2 separate regions of the Homo sapiens genome follow, and region 2 is linked to region 1. A link is a loop called in an ENCODE intact Hi-C map of the cell type or tissue named here. Cell type or tissue: sigmoid colon. All regions are shown on one strand. Links, peaks and the distances in the headings refer to the core of each region. The heading gives the core; the rest is flanking DNA.

Region 1 (8,333 bases), core at 71-8,070:
ACTTCAACGTAAGAGTGACAATCGTACCATTCACAGAAGAAAACCGAGAATAAATCTTCACGACCTTGGATTAGGCAGTTTCTTACTACGTCACCAAAAGTGCAAGTGATAAAAGAAAAATAAACTGATTTCATAAAAAATTAAACTTTTATGCTTCAAAGGATACCATTACAAAATAATGAACTGTGAAAGTGGAAAGTGAAAGAGAAAATATTTGCAAATCATAGGTCTGATAAAGCACTTGCATCTAGAACATATTTTAAAAACTCTTACAACTCAGTAATAAAAAGACTAATAGCCCAATTAAAAAATAAGTGAAAGCTCTGAACAGTTATTTATGCAAAGAAGATACACGAATGGCCAATAAGCACATGAAAAGATGTTGAACCTTATTAGCCATTAGGGAAATGCAAGTTAAGACCACAGTGAGATACCACTTCACACCCACCACATGGCTATAATAAAAAGTCAAATGCTAACCAATAGCAACAGGGTGGCCAGGACGTGGAGAACCTGGAATCCTCATACATTGGTGTGGGAATGTAGAAGGCAGCAGCCACTCTGGAAAACAGTCTGGCAATTCCTCAAAAGGTCAAACATAAAATTACCACATGACCTCTGCAATTCCTATTTTAGGTATACAACCAAAAGAACTGAAAATGCACGTTCACACGAAAACTGTAAAAAATGTTCACAACAGCCTTTTACAAATAGCCAAAAAGTGGATACAATTCAAATGCCCATCAAGTGATGAAGGGAAAAACAAAACACGGTGTATAACCAAAACGGAATATTATTCAACCGTAAAAAGGGAAGTAACCACACATACTACAACATGAACTCCGAAAACATGCTTCGTAAAAGAAGCCAGTCACAAAAGACCACATATTCTGTGATTCAATTTCTAGGAAATGCCCAGAATAGATACATCCATGGGGGTAGAAAGACTAGCGGTTGGCTGGAGATGGGGGTTCAGGGGAAATGGGGAATAACTGCTAATGGTACTAGGTTTCTCTTTGGAGTGGTGAAAATGTTTCAGAATTGACTGTGGTGATGGTTACACAATATACTAAATACCACTCAACTGTACACTTGAAGCAAGGACTATATGGTACATGAATTATATCTTAAAAAGCTGTTTTTAAAAAGTTCTTACTAATCACTAAAGGAATAGAAATAAAACAATGAGGCATGTTTAATCTATCTATATGGCCAAGATTTAAAAAATGCTAATTGGTATTGATGAGGATATAAAGAAATGGCAATTCTCAAGTACTCTGGCAATTCGGTGTAATTTTGGAAAGCAACATGTATCAAAAAGAAAAACATGCATTTCTTTTGACAGTAACTCCACTTCTCATGATTCATTGTTAAGGAAGTAATTGGACAAGTATGTTAAAATATGTGTGCAAAGATAATGCATCACATTCTGATTAAATATTGAAAACTGGAAAAAATTCTAAATGTCTATTAAAGGTGGACTAATTAAACATCCTATGGCTACAGACTTATAATGAAACAAGAGGCACCCATGAAAAATAAGGCAGACCTCAAATAACCCCTGTCAAAGCCATGTGGAGCAGGGGAATGGGCCAGCCAAGCCCTGTCTGAATTTGTGGGAGAAAACATCCAATGACTGTTATTTAAGGCAACGAATTACTAACAACAATAAGGCAGACCTTTATGCTTTAACAAAAAGCTGTTTAAGTGACTACTATTTTAATACCAAAAAGCATTCCATTTTGGGGGGAAATTCCCGAGAAAACAAAATCAGACGAATCAGTAAGAAAATGATGAGGAACTAAATATAAAAAATTAAATTGTAAAAGTATGGGAAGGTAATTAAGGTGGGTACTTTGTTACGTAAAGGCAGTAAAGGCTTTAGTCACAGAACATAAAGCAGTGTTCCTCACTATTACCAGTAAAAATTCTTTTTATTTTTGGAGACAGGGTCTCACTGCTACCCAGGCTGAAGTGAAGTAGTGCAATCATGGCTCACACAGTCTCACCCTCCTGGGCTCAAGCGATCCTCTCACCTCAGCTTCCTGAGTAGCTGAGATGACAAGTGTGCATCACGACGCCCAGCTAAGTTTTAAAATTTTTTGTAGAGACAGAGTCTTGCCATGTTGTTCGAGCTGGTCTTGAACTCCTGGGCAGAAGCAATTATCTCGCCTTGGCCTCCCAAAGTGCTGGGATTATAGCTATGAGCCATTGCACCCGGCCTTCCAGTAAAAATTCTTAAAATACAGATCCTCTCATTTTTCCCCTAAGAGACGAGCCTGCTTTGTTTTTTTAATTTAGACTTTTCCCAATTTTTCCAAAATTAACATATATGTGCCTTTACAATGAGAATAAAGACATTTAAGAAGCCAGGAGTGGTGGTACACCTGTAGTCCCAGCTACTCAGGAGGCAAAGGTGGGAGAACTGCTGGAGCCCAGGAGATCAATGCTATAGTCTCCCACGACTGTGCTTGTGAATTGCCACTGTACCCCAGCCTGGGCAACATAGCAAGACCCTGTTGCTAAAAAAAGACAAAAACAAAATCAAAAACATTGAGAAAAGAGAAAAAAGAACAAAAGCCCCATGGGCGACTCCAATGCAGGAGAAGACTGTACAATTAAATAGGTGTGAGAGGCTAGATTACATAAAGACTGGCATTCTTTCTATGACTAAAATCACTAGGAACAAGTGTAAGGGCCATTTATGAACTAGGAAAAATTAAATCTGAAAGACACAAGACAAAACAAATCATGATGGAGCTATTATTTTTTCTCCTCCCAGTCCATCTTTATTCCTCACTCTGTGCCAGGCTCTGTGTTCAGGGTCCAAGGTACAGCAGTTCATTGAAGACACACACATCCCCGAGGGAAGAGTACTCTGGGGACTAGCCACACACGACAGGTGAAGTAACTGAGGCCCCAAGGAAAGGGCCTTGCCTGGGTGATGAGCCAACCAACTAGCAGCAAAGCCCCAATCCTGCAGCTCTCTGTGCCCCTCCTCCACAGAGGGCTGACCACCTTGCATTATAAAGTGTTCTAAGAGAATCTGACAGGAAAACTGGTGAACAACAGGACCAAAGCAACTCAAATAAATGCCTATGTCTCTAAACATAAGCACTTTAAATCTTACTCATGAGAGAAATGCTCATCAAAGTAAGATGACATCATTTTCTCCTATTAAAGGACAGGGTGGGCTGGGTGCAGCAGCTCACACCTGTAATCCAGCCCTTTGGGAGGCCGAGGTGGGCAGATCACTTGAGGTCAGCAGTTTGAGACCAGCCTAACTAACATGGTGAAACCCCATTTCTACTAAAAATATAAAAAATTAGCTGGGTGTGGTGGCGCACACCTGTAATCCCAGCTACTCGGGAGGCTGAGGCAAAAGAATCGCTTGAACCCAGGAAGTGGAGGCGTCAGTGAGCAGAGATTGCGCCACTGCACTCCAGCTTGTGCAACAAGAGCAACATTCTGTCTAAAAAAAAACAGAAGAACGGGGTAACAGTCCCTAGCCTTGGGAAGATGGTGTGATGCTGGTAATCGGGTACATGGCTTTTGATGGAAAGCACTATAATGGTATCTGTCAGAAGCCTTAAAATATATGCAATATGTGTTTCTGGAGCGAGGATCATTTCACATGCAATTTGTAATGTGGAAGGAGGAGGTGAGTATGGTGTGAGAGCCATACTGGTTTAAACCTTAGTCTCCCCTGCCTGTTACTATTTTGAGCCACTGAGTAAAGGGAGGTTAACACAAAGCTCACTGAGCCCACTCACCCCACCCATCATCTTCACTCGGTTTAGCCACAGGCTCTTTGCATGTGTTGCTTATTACATAATTGGCAGCCTCAACCACTGTGTATACTCCACTGTCAAACTACCTTTAAAAGCAAACTCTTTATATTTACTCTGGTATTCCTTAATTTTTTTTTTTTTTTTTTTTTTTTTTTTTTTTTTTGTGACAGAGTCTCGCTCTGTCACCCAGGCTGGAGTGCAATAGCATGATCTCGGCTCACTGCAACCTCTGCCTCCCAGATTCAAGCAATTCTCCTGTCTCACCCTCCCAAGTAGCTGGACTTACAGACGTGTGCCACCACACCTGACTAATTTTTGTATTTTTAGTAGAGACGGGGCTTTACCGTGTTAGCCAGACTGGTCTCAAACTCCTGACTTCAAGTGATCCACCCGCCTTGGCCTCCCAAAGTGCTGGGATTACAGGAGTGAGCCACCGCGCCCAGCCTATTCCTTAAATTTTAAAAGAATCTAACATGCATTTTTATTAGGACTGTTATTGCTACATAGGTTTTGGGTAATTTAGCCCCAATGCCATTTTTCCTATAGTGCCTGTATTCTATGCTAAGGACATAACAGAGATGTGCATACAGAATGTGGATAATAACGCTTATCCTCACATTCCTCACAAAAAAATAAGTCATTTTTTACTGTGTGTCCAAGAGTAGGTTATCATGTCTTCAAAGGACCCTGTGTTCCAAACAGCAAGAGACTGACCAAGAAAGAACAAGGAAGGACAGTGTCACCCCTCTGTGCAGCCAATGCCCCGGATCCACACCAGGCTGGGATTCTTGCTGCTCGTCCTCAACCTTCCACATCGCAACAGGGTCCAAACCTATGCTCCTCGGATACTCCCCCACCCACCTGGAAACCTGACTCCTCCACAACCTCCACCTAGAATCAGAAAACGATACCAAAGCGAACATCAGGCAGAACAAGGGCTGGCTCTGCAATAACCACTTGCTCAGGTTCCCTCATAAGGACCTACAACAGCTGGGTATGCAAAGCTGTGGCGCCATAAAACAAAGAAAATGCTCATTAAATGTACACAGCTGCCAACCTGGGAAGAAGCGATAATCACCTCAGAGGTGATAAACTGGTAAGAAACACAACATAGCTATTTTCATAGAGGAAATGTTTCTTGTGTTTTCTTCTTTTTGCTTTGTGTTTATTGATTTTTTTTAAAAAAATAAGATTATCTTAAAATTTAAGATCTAAATTCAGGCCGGGCAAGGTGGCTCACGCCTGTAATCCCAGCACTTTGGGAGGCTGACGGCGGGGAGGGGGGGGGGGGGGGTGGATCACGAGGTCAGGAGTTCAAGACCAGCCTGGCCAACATGCCGAAACCCTGTCTCCACTAAAAATACAAAAATTAGCCAGGTGCGGTGGCGGGCGCCTGTAATCCCAACTACTCGGAAGGCTGAGGCAGGAGAATAGCTTGAACCTGGGAGGCAGAGGTGGCAGTGAGCCAAGATCGCGCCACTGCACTCTAGCCTGGGCGACAGATCGAGACTCTCTCTCAACAACAACAACAACAAAAAAAACAAAACATCTAAATTCAATAGGGAAATAATCCAGAATGATTTATAAGTAATCTTAAAGCTGTGATTTAAAGTAGAAAGCAAATGGCTAAGGGGAGCAGGAAAGCCTGAGCCCAAGGCCAAGGCTCAGGGTAAGAAATGTGGCCAAGGGCGAGGGACTTGCCACTCCCTCCCCACTCTCTTCCTGGACCCACAGCCACAGCCTTCAGAACCCAGCATTCTACCTAGAAGGGGTGGGAGTTACTTGTTACAGCACAAAGAAAACCTATAAGGTGGCCGGGAGAGGTGGCTCACACCTGTGATGCTAGCACTTTGGGAGGCCCAGGTGGGTGGATCTCCTGAGCTCAGGAGTTTGAGACCAGCCTCAGCAACATGGCGAAACCTGTCTCTACCAAAAAAAATACAAAAAATTTGCTGTGCATGGTGGCACGTGCCTGTGGTCCAAGCTACTCGGGGGCTGAAGTGGGAGGATCGCTTGAGCCTGGGAGGAAGAGGATGCAGTGAGCTGAAGACTACACCACTGCACTCCAAATGGGGTGACAGTGAGACCCCAGCTTAAAAAAAAAAAATCACCCGACCAACCAACCAAAGAAACAACAAAAAAGACAACCTGCAAGATAGAAGATAGAAGGCACCAGATCTATTCCTACGGTCAAAGTGACTGCTGGACCAGACCAGGAGTCGAATGACCAAGTTCAAGAGAATTACCAATTTACTAAAAACTTAAAGTTTTTAGAATACTCTTCTTGAATACTGTTGATATATACATATGTATTCTTCAAGAATACTTACGACATTTACAGGTTCTAAGGATTAGAGGGAAAAAAAGGAACATAAACAAAAATTTACACAATTTTTTGATAACTTGGCAAATTAGTTACTGGACAGACTGTCTTTTTGGTGACGTGAACCTCAGGGCCATCTCAAAGGGTTGTGGAAAAGGTAAAAGGAAGTTAGGGTGATTTGGGCTGTGCAGAGACTGATGTAGCTCACACCGCTCCAGAGGAAGTGAAGTATTATATTCGCATTACTGCTAGCTACGACTGACCTCACCCAGACCCATGACCTGTGCTGTTTACTGAGTTGTTGCTTCTTGCAGGACTACTGCGGTGTATTTACTCGGTTCTTCTAAAAGTCACTTCATTTCTCAGAAATGCCTGCTATCCTCATTATACACTTCCAGCAGGCAGGCAGAGGCTGCAATGCTGGCTGTTAGTAAGTATGCAGCACATCTTGTGTAGACAAAAAACAAAACAAAAAAAACCTTCTGGCTAGGCCTCCACTTTACATGAGTATCTTTGAGATGATTTATGCTTCCACCTAGGAGGTTTTGCTGAAGAAAGGATTATACTAATCAGACTCTAGAAAAGATACTGCTGGTTAATGGGAAACCCATACTGGAAAGTAAGTTAAATGACCTTGACTGAGGCCTTGTAATATGTGGGGCTACCCCTAATACCAAAGGACTCGCTACTTTCTCTCAATTTATAGTTTCTTCTCATTTGCAACACATCACGTATCATTATTTTGTGCTTAAATTATGTTTCCCAGCTGATACTTATTGCCAAAACCAACGGGGATAAGTTTGAATAGAAGATTTATACTTAGCGGCATTTGAAGGCCCTGCATACATGTTTTCTCAGTGATCTTCAAGATACAGATGGAGTCAATAGATGTAAACTCTTAAGAATACACAAACACTTAAATCACTAATAATTATAGACAAGGGCTTACTTCCAAACCTTCCCCACGTTTTCCAGTTCAATTAGTGAGACACAATTCATAATCATAGTGTAATTTTTCTATAGACACTGTTATGGTAAAGAGATGACATGACTATTCACCTGCCGTCTCCACAGAACTCTGTAAGGACTCTCTTTAGTCCTAGGATAGAGGGAGGTATTAGACAAGCAGTGATTTTACAATTTCTACTTGTGCAGTGAAAGGAGCTTGTGTATAATGTTAGGGAACACAGGCATTTGTGCAAGGAAACCAAAACTAAGAGGAGCTCATCAAAGACGACAACAGAGAGAGATCCTGGCGTTCACGAAGCTTAACCCTATGCAGCCAGTTTAAGTCTTGCTCCCTCAATGATCACAATCTAGACAGGGGACAGAAAATTATGAAAATATGACAAACAAGGTTGGGGAGTGGGGGAAGATTAGTGAAGCCTTCTGAAGTACTAAAGTGGACATGAAGACCAACAAAGTAAGTCCACTCCACAGTGGGACAGCTGGTCACAATGCCAATGGCTCATGGTGTCAGTGGACAGTGGCTTTCATGATCTTTATTCCACATCAGAATCACTAGACCAGCTCATGTAAAACCACGAGTTCCAGCAGAACACAAAGAACCGCAAGCCCATGTATTTAAGAATTATCTGAGTTATAATTAGAGGGAATTAGGTGGAATTGGGAAATTGAGAAAGAAAAAAGCTGAAGTTTCACAAGTTAAGAGTGACTACAAGACACAGATTCTGCACCTTCGTCCTAAGAGATTGTGAATCGGGAGGACTGGGTGAGGCCCAGGAACTGCCAGTCACTCGGATGCAGGTGGGGCCATGGACAGGTGCTGAGACACAGCAATGGAATGAACCCCTGGACACAGGGGGCCCTGGAGGGCATCCTAGCACATGGCTTGCCGCTCAGGTGCTACCAGTGTCACTGCCGCAGCTGTGATATTCTGGCAGGACACAGAAGACCACTCTCCCATCCTCCCGTCTACACAGTCTTCCAGCCACACCACCCTTCCATTCAGAGACGTAGATCAGCAGCTGCCGTGGGCCCTGTCCACAACCTCCACTCCAAAATTCTGAAACTCAGTCACAACAAATCGTAACATCACTCATGAGCAATTTTAAATAAGCAGCACTACTGATGAATCTCCTGCATCTCAACTTTAATGGTGAAGTCTCCATAACGCAGTTCTTAAAAAAAAAAAAAAATCACACCTACGAACTCCACATTAGAAATAACTCTTGCAGGAGACCACGTGGGAGAACCTG
Region 2 (8,333 bases), core at 69-8,068, 55 kb after region 1:
GTATGTAGAAATATGTTCATCTTAGTATTATCTGTAGCATCCAAAAAAAAAAAAAAAGCACAAAAAATACCCAGAGGCAGTTTTTCCTAGTGGTTACAGACTCTATACTGGGGCTGCCCACACTGGACACCAGCTCTGCCTCCAGCTCCCTATTCATTAGTGATGTGACCTTGGTAGGTTACTCAGCCTTTCTTTGCCTCAGTTTCCTCATCTGGAAACTAGGGGTAACAATGGCCCCTACACCTCATAACGCTGTTGTGAGGACCAAATGAATAAGTAAGTGTAAAACACGACTGAGAACAAACAGTGCCTATGGGTGGTAAATGCTAAGTACTGTCTATTATTATTACTGCTATCCATAACAGGAGGTTTAATAAGCGGCTGTATAATACTTTAAAACATCAGGCCGGGTGCGGTGGCTCACGCCTGTAATCCCAGCACTTTGGGAGGCCAAGGTAGGCGGATCACGAGGTCAGGAGATTGAGACCATCCTGGCTAACACGGTGAAACCCTGTCTCTACTAAAAATATAAAAAATCAGCCAGGTGTGGTGGCAGGCACCTGTAGTCCCAGCTACTCTGGAGGCTGAGGCAGGAGAATGGCGTGAACCCAGGAGGCAGAGCTTGCAGTGAGCCAAGATTGCGCCACTGCACTCCAGCCTGGATGACAGCCTGGGAAACAGAGTGAGACTCCATCTCAAAAAAACAAACAAACAAAAAACACCATACATCGGCCAGGCACGGTAGCTCATGCCTGTAATCCCAGCACTTTGGGAGGCCAAGGCAGGCAGACGATCTGAGGTCAGGAGTTCAAGACCAGCCTGGCTAATATGGCGAAGCCCTATCTCTACTAAAAACACAAAAATGAGCTGGGCGTGGTGGCAGGCGCCTGTAATTGCAGCTACTCGAGAGGCTGAGGCAGGAGAGTCGCTTGAACCTGGGAGGTGGAAGTTGCAGTGAACTGAGATATCGCCATTGCACTCCAGCCTGGGCAACAAGAGCGAAACTCCGTCTCAAAAACAAACAAACAAACAAACAAACACACACACACACACACACACGAAAAAGAAAAGAAAATTAAAACCTTTTTTCTGCATGGTGGCAGACCCTAATGTCTGCTCACCCAATACCCCTGGCCCCATGCTGCTGGCAACACCCACATGATCTGAAGTGGCTGCCTGGGAGGTTCCTCTGAGGAACGTTCCCTGGCCACAGGAGGGAGAGTAACCAGATAAGCCCACCACCACGATCACGTTCCCCTTTGCAAGTGACACAATCTCAGCTAAGGGAATCTGAAGGTACACTGAACCAGGACCATTGTGGAAAAGGTGTTCCTTCCTCACAGCAATGGATGCTCAGAAAGAAATCTCCCTCCTCTTCTTCACCAGATCTCGTCATGGGCAGGTGACAATCACCCTGTAGCCAGGAGAGCAGACACCACTTGCATGCTAAGGATGGCTGTAGCCAAAAACATAAACACCTGGGGTGGGGAGATCATCTCTGAACTGCTGAGTGATGCAACCCTAGTACTTCCCCACCTTCAAACTTCATGTTATGTGAGAAAATACACTTACTATCACTTAAGCCATTTTAGCTGGAGTTTAACCTCACCCTAACCCTAACAGACCCATCATGTCTATGGAAGAAGTTCAAACACCTTCTCATGGCACGTGAGGCTATCTTCTTGGCCTTCCTTTACAGGACAACACCAGATGCCCCCTACTTTCCAGCCACAACACTGAGAGCTGGCACAGGCATTGGGAATCTTTCTTCTTGAATCTCTCATTCTAAAACTCACCTCAGTTCCCACTCAGATTAAACACAGCAACTATGAAGACTTTCTTTGGGCTGCCCCTGCAGAACAGACCAGTCCCTCTTGTCAGTCTAGAAAACCACGTCTAACACACACTTGTTATCTTCCCACCTGTCTGTAAGGAATGAGATGTGATTTAGGAGTGTGTACATGCATGTAACAGTTTTTGAAGAAAAACCGAGACTGAGAGTAAGTTGCAGACGAAATAACACTGTTCTCCTAAGTACTTCAGTACGTATCTCCTAACAACATCCTCTTACATAATCACAGTATGCATGTGCAACTCAGGAAATGTAACACTGATACAATACTGAATATACTGCCCTTACTCAAATTTTGCTGGTTGTCCCAATAATGATCTTTATCACACATCTGTCTCTTCAAAATGACATGTCCTATAGCCATGAGATTACAAGATCCAAGATCTAATTCAGGATCATGGTGCATTTAATTGTCATGTCTTTGTCACCTTGTTTAATCGAAAAAGGATCAAAGGTTCCCTGGCCTTTGTCTTTCGTAAGTGACATTTTATTCTTATTTGTTTATTAGACAGAGTCTTGCTCTGTTGCCCACGCTAGATGGAGTGCAGTGGCACGATCCAGGCTCACTGCAACCTTTGCCTCCCGGGTTCAAGCAATTCTCCAACCTCAGCCAGAATAGCTGGGATTACAGGCGTGCACCACCGCACCCGGCTAACGTTTGTATTTTTAGTAGAGACGGGGTTTCGCCACGTTGGCCAGGCTGGTTTCGAACTTCTGACCTCAGGTGATCCGCCCGCCTAAGCCTCCCAAAGTGCTAGGATTACAGGCGTGAGCCATTGCACCCGGCCATAACTGACATTTTTGAAGAATAGAGGCCAGTTGTTATTGTAGAAGGTCCTTCAATTTGGGGTACCTCCTCATGGTTACAGGGCATGTCATTTTGAAGAGAAAGGAATCTGATCCCGGATACAGCAGACAGTTCCATGAGGGCACAGGGCCTGTACCTGGTGAAATAGGTCTCAACATGCTTCTGAGGGTTCCAATCCATAGTTTTTACGCTATTTTGCTATCCTAAATTTGGAGATTCACTGAGGTGTCCAGACACAAACTGTACAATATTTATTAAATATGTATTAAAAAGTCCTCTCTATCATAACTACTGTTTTGTTTGTTGCCCTCCAGGCTTTGTCCACCTGCACACACAAATTTACTCGGTACTCCTTAATAAATATTTTTGTCCAACCCAAATGATAAACGTTTGAGGTGGTAGATATCCTAATTACTATGATTTGCTCATTATGCATTGCATGCATGTTACAAAATATTCTGTAACCCCTTAATATATACAATCACATGTCAACTACAAATAAAAGGAAAAAAGAAAATATGTACCCCCCCAAATAACAACATTTTATTTTTTATTTTATGTTTTAGAGATAGGGTCTTGCTCTGTCACCTCTGTGCAATGGCACAATCACAGCTCACTGTATCCTCAAACTCCTGGACTCAACCAATTCTCCCGCTTCAGCCCCCTATAGCTGGGACCACAGGTGTGCCCCACCACAAACAGCTCATTTTTTATTTTATTTTTAATTAATGAATTAATTAAATAATTATTTTGACAGGGTCTTGCTCCGGCACCCAGGCTGGAGTGCAGTGAAGTTGCAGGCTCAATGCAGCTTCCGCCCTGCACCAAAACACCCACCTGATTTTTGTACTGTTTTGGAGAGACAGGGTTTCGCCATGTTTCCCAGGCTTGCCAGCTAATTAAAAAAATTTTTTTTTGTAGAGATGGGGTCTTGCTATGTTGCCCAGGCTGGTCTCAAACTCCTGGCCTCAAGAAATACTCCTACTTCAGTCTCCCAAAGCACTGGGATTACAGGCATGAGCCACTGCAGCCCAAAATAACTACTTTTAAAAATGCAGTGTTCCTTAACTGATGAGCATGAAAATGAAACTTCATCTAAACCAGGAACTGGAGCCATTACCATTAGAGATCAGCTCTCCTTCCTTTCTGTCCAGGGCGAGGATGAAGAGACCGTGTCAAGCACTGTAACCCAGAAGCAAACAAGGGCCAAATATTTTATATTTAAGTTTGGAAAAATCTGCAAAAGGCGACCTAACTGGCTATTTTGAACATCCCTAAGCACTCTTCCTAGGAGAGGGAGGCCAGGCCACAGAAGAGCAGATAAACTCAGAGAGTACTTAGTGAAACCCAGGGCAGGGCTGGCCTCAGTGTAGAACAATGGGAACAGAACAGCTGGAAGCTGAGCACAGGAGTTGAAATCCTGCATCCTTAGGCAAACTGCTTCATCTCTGCATCTTCATACCCTCACCTGTAAAACAAGGGTACCAACGCCCCAGAGTTAAAAACTTCACCCATCATCCTGCCACTCTCAGAGCTATCAGTTTTCATTTATGGTTTATTCTAGTTCTTATCAAATTCACAGGCAAGTTTCAAAGTTGTAAGCAGGGCTTATGTCCTGGGCTAGTGTTTTTGTTTTTCACTGGTCTGCTACACTCTGACCACCGTGACCACTTTTTCATCCTATTTCAGTCCAAATACATATACCAGCTGTTTGGGTGAAGGCAGAGTTAGACAAATTCTTCTTCTGTAATTCACCATATGAATATGTGTAAAACCAAATATACAGGTGTGGCTTTTTAAAAGGCAAGATAGGGCGCACACGTAGTCGTACCATCACCCTTCTGTTTACCACTGTCACCACATTTCCATATTCCCTAGTTCAGCAAAACTGACAAAGGGGAGTGAAGGAGGCAGGCCAGGATATTGCAACACAACACAGCTTTGCTTTCTACACACCAAAGTGTCCCAACACATGGGTTAAGCAAGAGCAATCTGTATCATCGGAAGTTCCTAAGGTTCACGATTGACAGCGATCCAGTCCCAGGTAAGCCCTCTTCTCTCTGACCGTTACCAGGGGGCCCGGGAGAATGCAAAGAAAAGGAGACTGTGGGCACCCTGCACCCAGAGCATTTGCACCTCAAGGAAACTTCACCAGCCGATATCAAATAGCGAACACTGCCTGTCATACTTCCATAGCTAGGGAAAGGAATTTTCCCTTTTGCAGCTTCCTGGCTGCCAACCAGGAGGCTACCCCTTTCATTAAGCTGAAATGAGAGAAAAGAGAGGCTACACATTTCCCCATTTCTATCACACTCATACGAGGCTGGGAAGACCCAGTGAGGAATGAGGAAAATAGTAGGGACTTAGGAAGGAGAAAGTTACAGCCAAACTCAGCCAGCCTCAGGAAAGGCAACTGTTTACCAAGCAAGGTACAGAGGACATTCACTTCTATACTAGGAAACCCAAGCCGGTGGTCTGCATGCAGACTGTTAGGTGGGGATCACTCCTAAACACTGAAAGACAAATGGTACCTACATCTGTTCCAGGATCCATTCTTAATAATGATGATCAGAAATCAGCATTTCACCTTAAGCAAGGAATGAACTACTAGAATCAAACACCAGGTGGGTGGCTAAATCAATCTGTGCAGCCAATAACATTTGAAAACAGCCTCATCTGAAAAAAATTTCAAAGCCATCAGCCAAAGTATCCACAAAACACACCTTTCTTCAGGTTTTCTACAGCCTCCTCTTCCATAATACCTTATTTTCTTCTTTGAATTCCACTTGGAGCCCCAGATTATTTGTACTGACAGGACTGGTCTATCACACCTTCTCCTGGAAATAAGAACTCTTTTATGCTCCTACAGACACAATGCGTTAAAATTATGCTAACAATTTCACGTTATAACGTGCGTGGGGCTGTAAGCTCCCTGAAAGCAGGGATCCTGTCTTGCTTATCTACTCAGTGCCTAGCATAAAATGCTTCGTATGTACTAGGCACTCAATAAACCCACGTGCTGAATGAGTGCTCACATTATAGAGGATACACAGTATCAACAAGCTGCTTGTCTAGTCAAAGATATAAAGCAGTAATCTTAATGTTTACTACTACTTTCTGAAAACAGAAACAATAACGAATTCTCTAGAAATATTACACTGGGTCATCTTTCTCTTTAAGACTTTTTCCTATTGCCCTCTTTACCTTTTAGGGGACCACCCAAGTATATTTCACTCTTTGGCTACAAACTCAGCATCAATGAACCCCAACCCTAGAATTGATACACAGATTAAATGGCATAATGTAGGATGAGCAACAGTAGTGTAAGAAATAAGCATGTAAGAGTTCAGATGCTGTTTTGTGATGTGTTCATACTTCTCTGCTTTCCCTCCCACACATATTTTCTCTTCCTCACCCACTCCTAATTTCTCTCTCACATCCCTATTTCCTGTGAAAAAGGTCTCCTTTCTTTAGATTTTTTTTTCATGGTTTCTTTAGATTGTCTTTTGCATTACTTTTGTAATACTGTGACTATGTATTTGGTCTTCCACCCTGTCTCCTGGCATACAACTCCTAAAATCCTTGGAATCTCCAAAATAGAATTTTTATTTTTTATTTTTTTATTTTTATTTTTTTTTGGCTCTGTCGCCTAGGCTAGAGTGCAGTGGCACGATCTTGGCTCACTGCAGCCTCTACTTCCCGGATTCAAACAATTCTTCTGCCTCAGCCTCCCAAGTAGCTGGGATTACAGGCGCATACCACCACACCCGGCTAATTTTTTGTATTTTCAGCAGAGACGGGGTTTCACCATGTTGGCCAGAATGGTCTAGAACTCCCAACCTCAGGTGATCCATCCGCCTCGGCCTCACAAATTGCTGGGATTATAGGTGTGAGCCACCACACCCAACCAGTAATGTCTTTTCGTATGCTCACGAATTGACTGATGGCTGGCAGCTCCTAGGTAGCTTCGGACAGGAGCTGGTCACCAGGAAGACCAAGGCATGACTGATTAGAGGACTGGGACTTTCAGCCCATCCTTAATTTCCAGGGAAGGGAGAGATACTAAAGCTTAAGTTGATCACCAACGGCCAATGGTTTAATCAATCATGCCTATGTAATGAAGCCTCCATAAAAACTCACAAGTACAGGGTTCAGAGAGCTTCCAGATAGCTGAACACATGGAGGTTCCTGAAGAGTGGCACACCTGGACGGGGCAAAAAGGCTACATGGCCCTCTCACACGCCTTGCCCTATCACCTGATATTCAGTGGTATCCTTCATAATATCCTTTACAATAAAAAACCAGTAAACATGTTTCCTTGAGCTCTGTCAACCGCTCTAGTAAATTAATTGAACCCAAGGAGGGGCTTGTGGGAACCCCATTTATAGCCAGTCAGAAGCACAGGTAAAACAACTTGGGGCTTGCAAATGGTGGGGGGCGGGGGCAGTCTTGAGGACTGAGCCCTCAACCGTGGGATCTGACACCATCTGCCTGTCAGCTGGCGTCTGCTGCAGCACCGAGTGCCTACTCGGTGTGTGTGTGTGGCTGGGGGCATCTCCACAAATCTGGTCCCAGAGGTGTTCTGTGTCGACTGTTGACACTGAGTATAGGAATAAAGGAGTATAGGAGAAACCTGATTTTTCCCTACATCCTCAGACTTGTACTATAGCCCTGACTACTCAAATGCTTCTATTAAATCTTTCAAAAGCTAAACATTTTTATTCACCTATTTACCTACCCTCGAAAAACTTCCAAAAGGAATTTTTTTTAAGAGATGGGGTCTGTGTTGCCCAGGCTGGAGTGCAGTGGCCATTCACAAGTGTGATCATGGCTCACTGTAGCCTCAAACTCCTAAACTCCTGGACTCAAGCAATCCTCCTGCCTCAGCCTCCCAAGTAGCCAAGACTGCTGGCATGTGCCACTGTGGCTCCAAAAAGAATTTTTAATTTCTAAGTTAACGGACACAGGAAGAGGTAATGCACATGTTAATTGGCTCAATTTAGCCAATCCACAATGTATAGATATTTCAAAACATCATGTTGTATATGATAAATACATACAATTTTTATTTGTTAATTAAAACAAAATTTGAAGGAAAAAAACTACATACAAAAAACTTGATCCAGCAAGGGCAAAGCATCCTGGAAAAGTTCACTCCTAGAGATGAGGAATCTAGAGAGTGGTGGAAGGATTCACAGTGTTGTTATTATTATTGTTAAATGACCTGGAGGCCACACTACGCTCTCGGTGTGTTTACTGATCTATTACTAATTAGACACTACGGACACAGGAAGTGCAGTCTGGTGTAGTGAGAAGAGTACTCAACCAAGCCCTGGTTCAGATCACAGCTGTCACCACAGCTACTGCCTCCCTGTGTACCCCTCCTTAGCTCTAAAATGGAAGGACAGCTGGGTGCAGTGGCTCATGCCTGTAATCCCAGCACTTTGGGAGGCAGACAGGTGGGTCACCTATGGTCAGGAGTTCGAAACCAGCCTAGCCAACATGGTGAAACCCTGTCTCTACTAAAAATACTGAAAATTACAAAAAATTAGCTGGGCGTGGTGGCAGGTGCCTATAACCCCAGCTACTCGGGAAGCTGAGGCAGGAGAATCACTGGGAGGTTGCAGTGAGCCGAGATCGCGCCATTGCACTCCAGCCTGGGCAACAAGGGCA

The links. A loop is a pair of places that touch in the nucleus more often than their neighbours do. Peaks named below come from ENCODE experiments on the same cell type or tissue, not always from the same donor. Only the 100,000 strongest peaks of a DNase experiment are listed, where the experiment ranks them.
Region 2: a loop joins it to region 1, with 2.0 times the contacts of the local background. A loop is called at or near these places in 16 of 110 quality-filtered maps.

Annotation. Positions count from the first base shown.
Region 1 is chr16:3,798,196-3,806,528 of GRCh38, forward strand. All of the region lies in intron 3 of CREBBP (CREB binding lysine acetyltransferase), which reads right to left. Among named protein-coding and RNA genes, the nearest start is that of CREBBP, 78 kb to the right of the region's middle. In sigmoid colon, for the core only: no CTCF peak of the experiment used is centred there; no DNase peak of the experiment used is centred there.
Region 2 is chr16:3,852,925-3,861,257 of GRCh38, forward strand. All of the region lies in intron 1 of CREBBP (CREB binding lysine acetyltransferase), which reads right to left. Among named protein-coding and RNA genes, the nearest start is that of CREBBP, 24 kb to the right of the region's middle. RefSeq lists a silencer at 6,963-7,147. In sigmoid colon, for the core only: no CTCF peak of the experiment used is centred there; a DNase peak (open chromatin) is centred at 4,597; H3K27ac peaks cover 1,548 bases.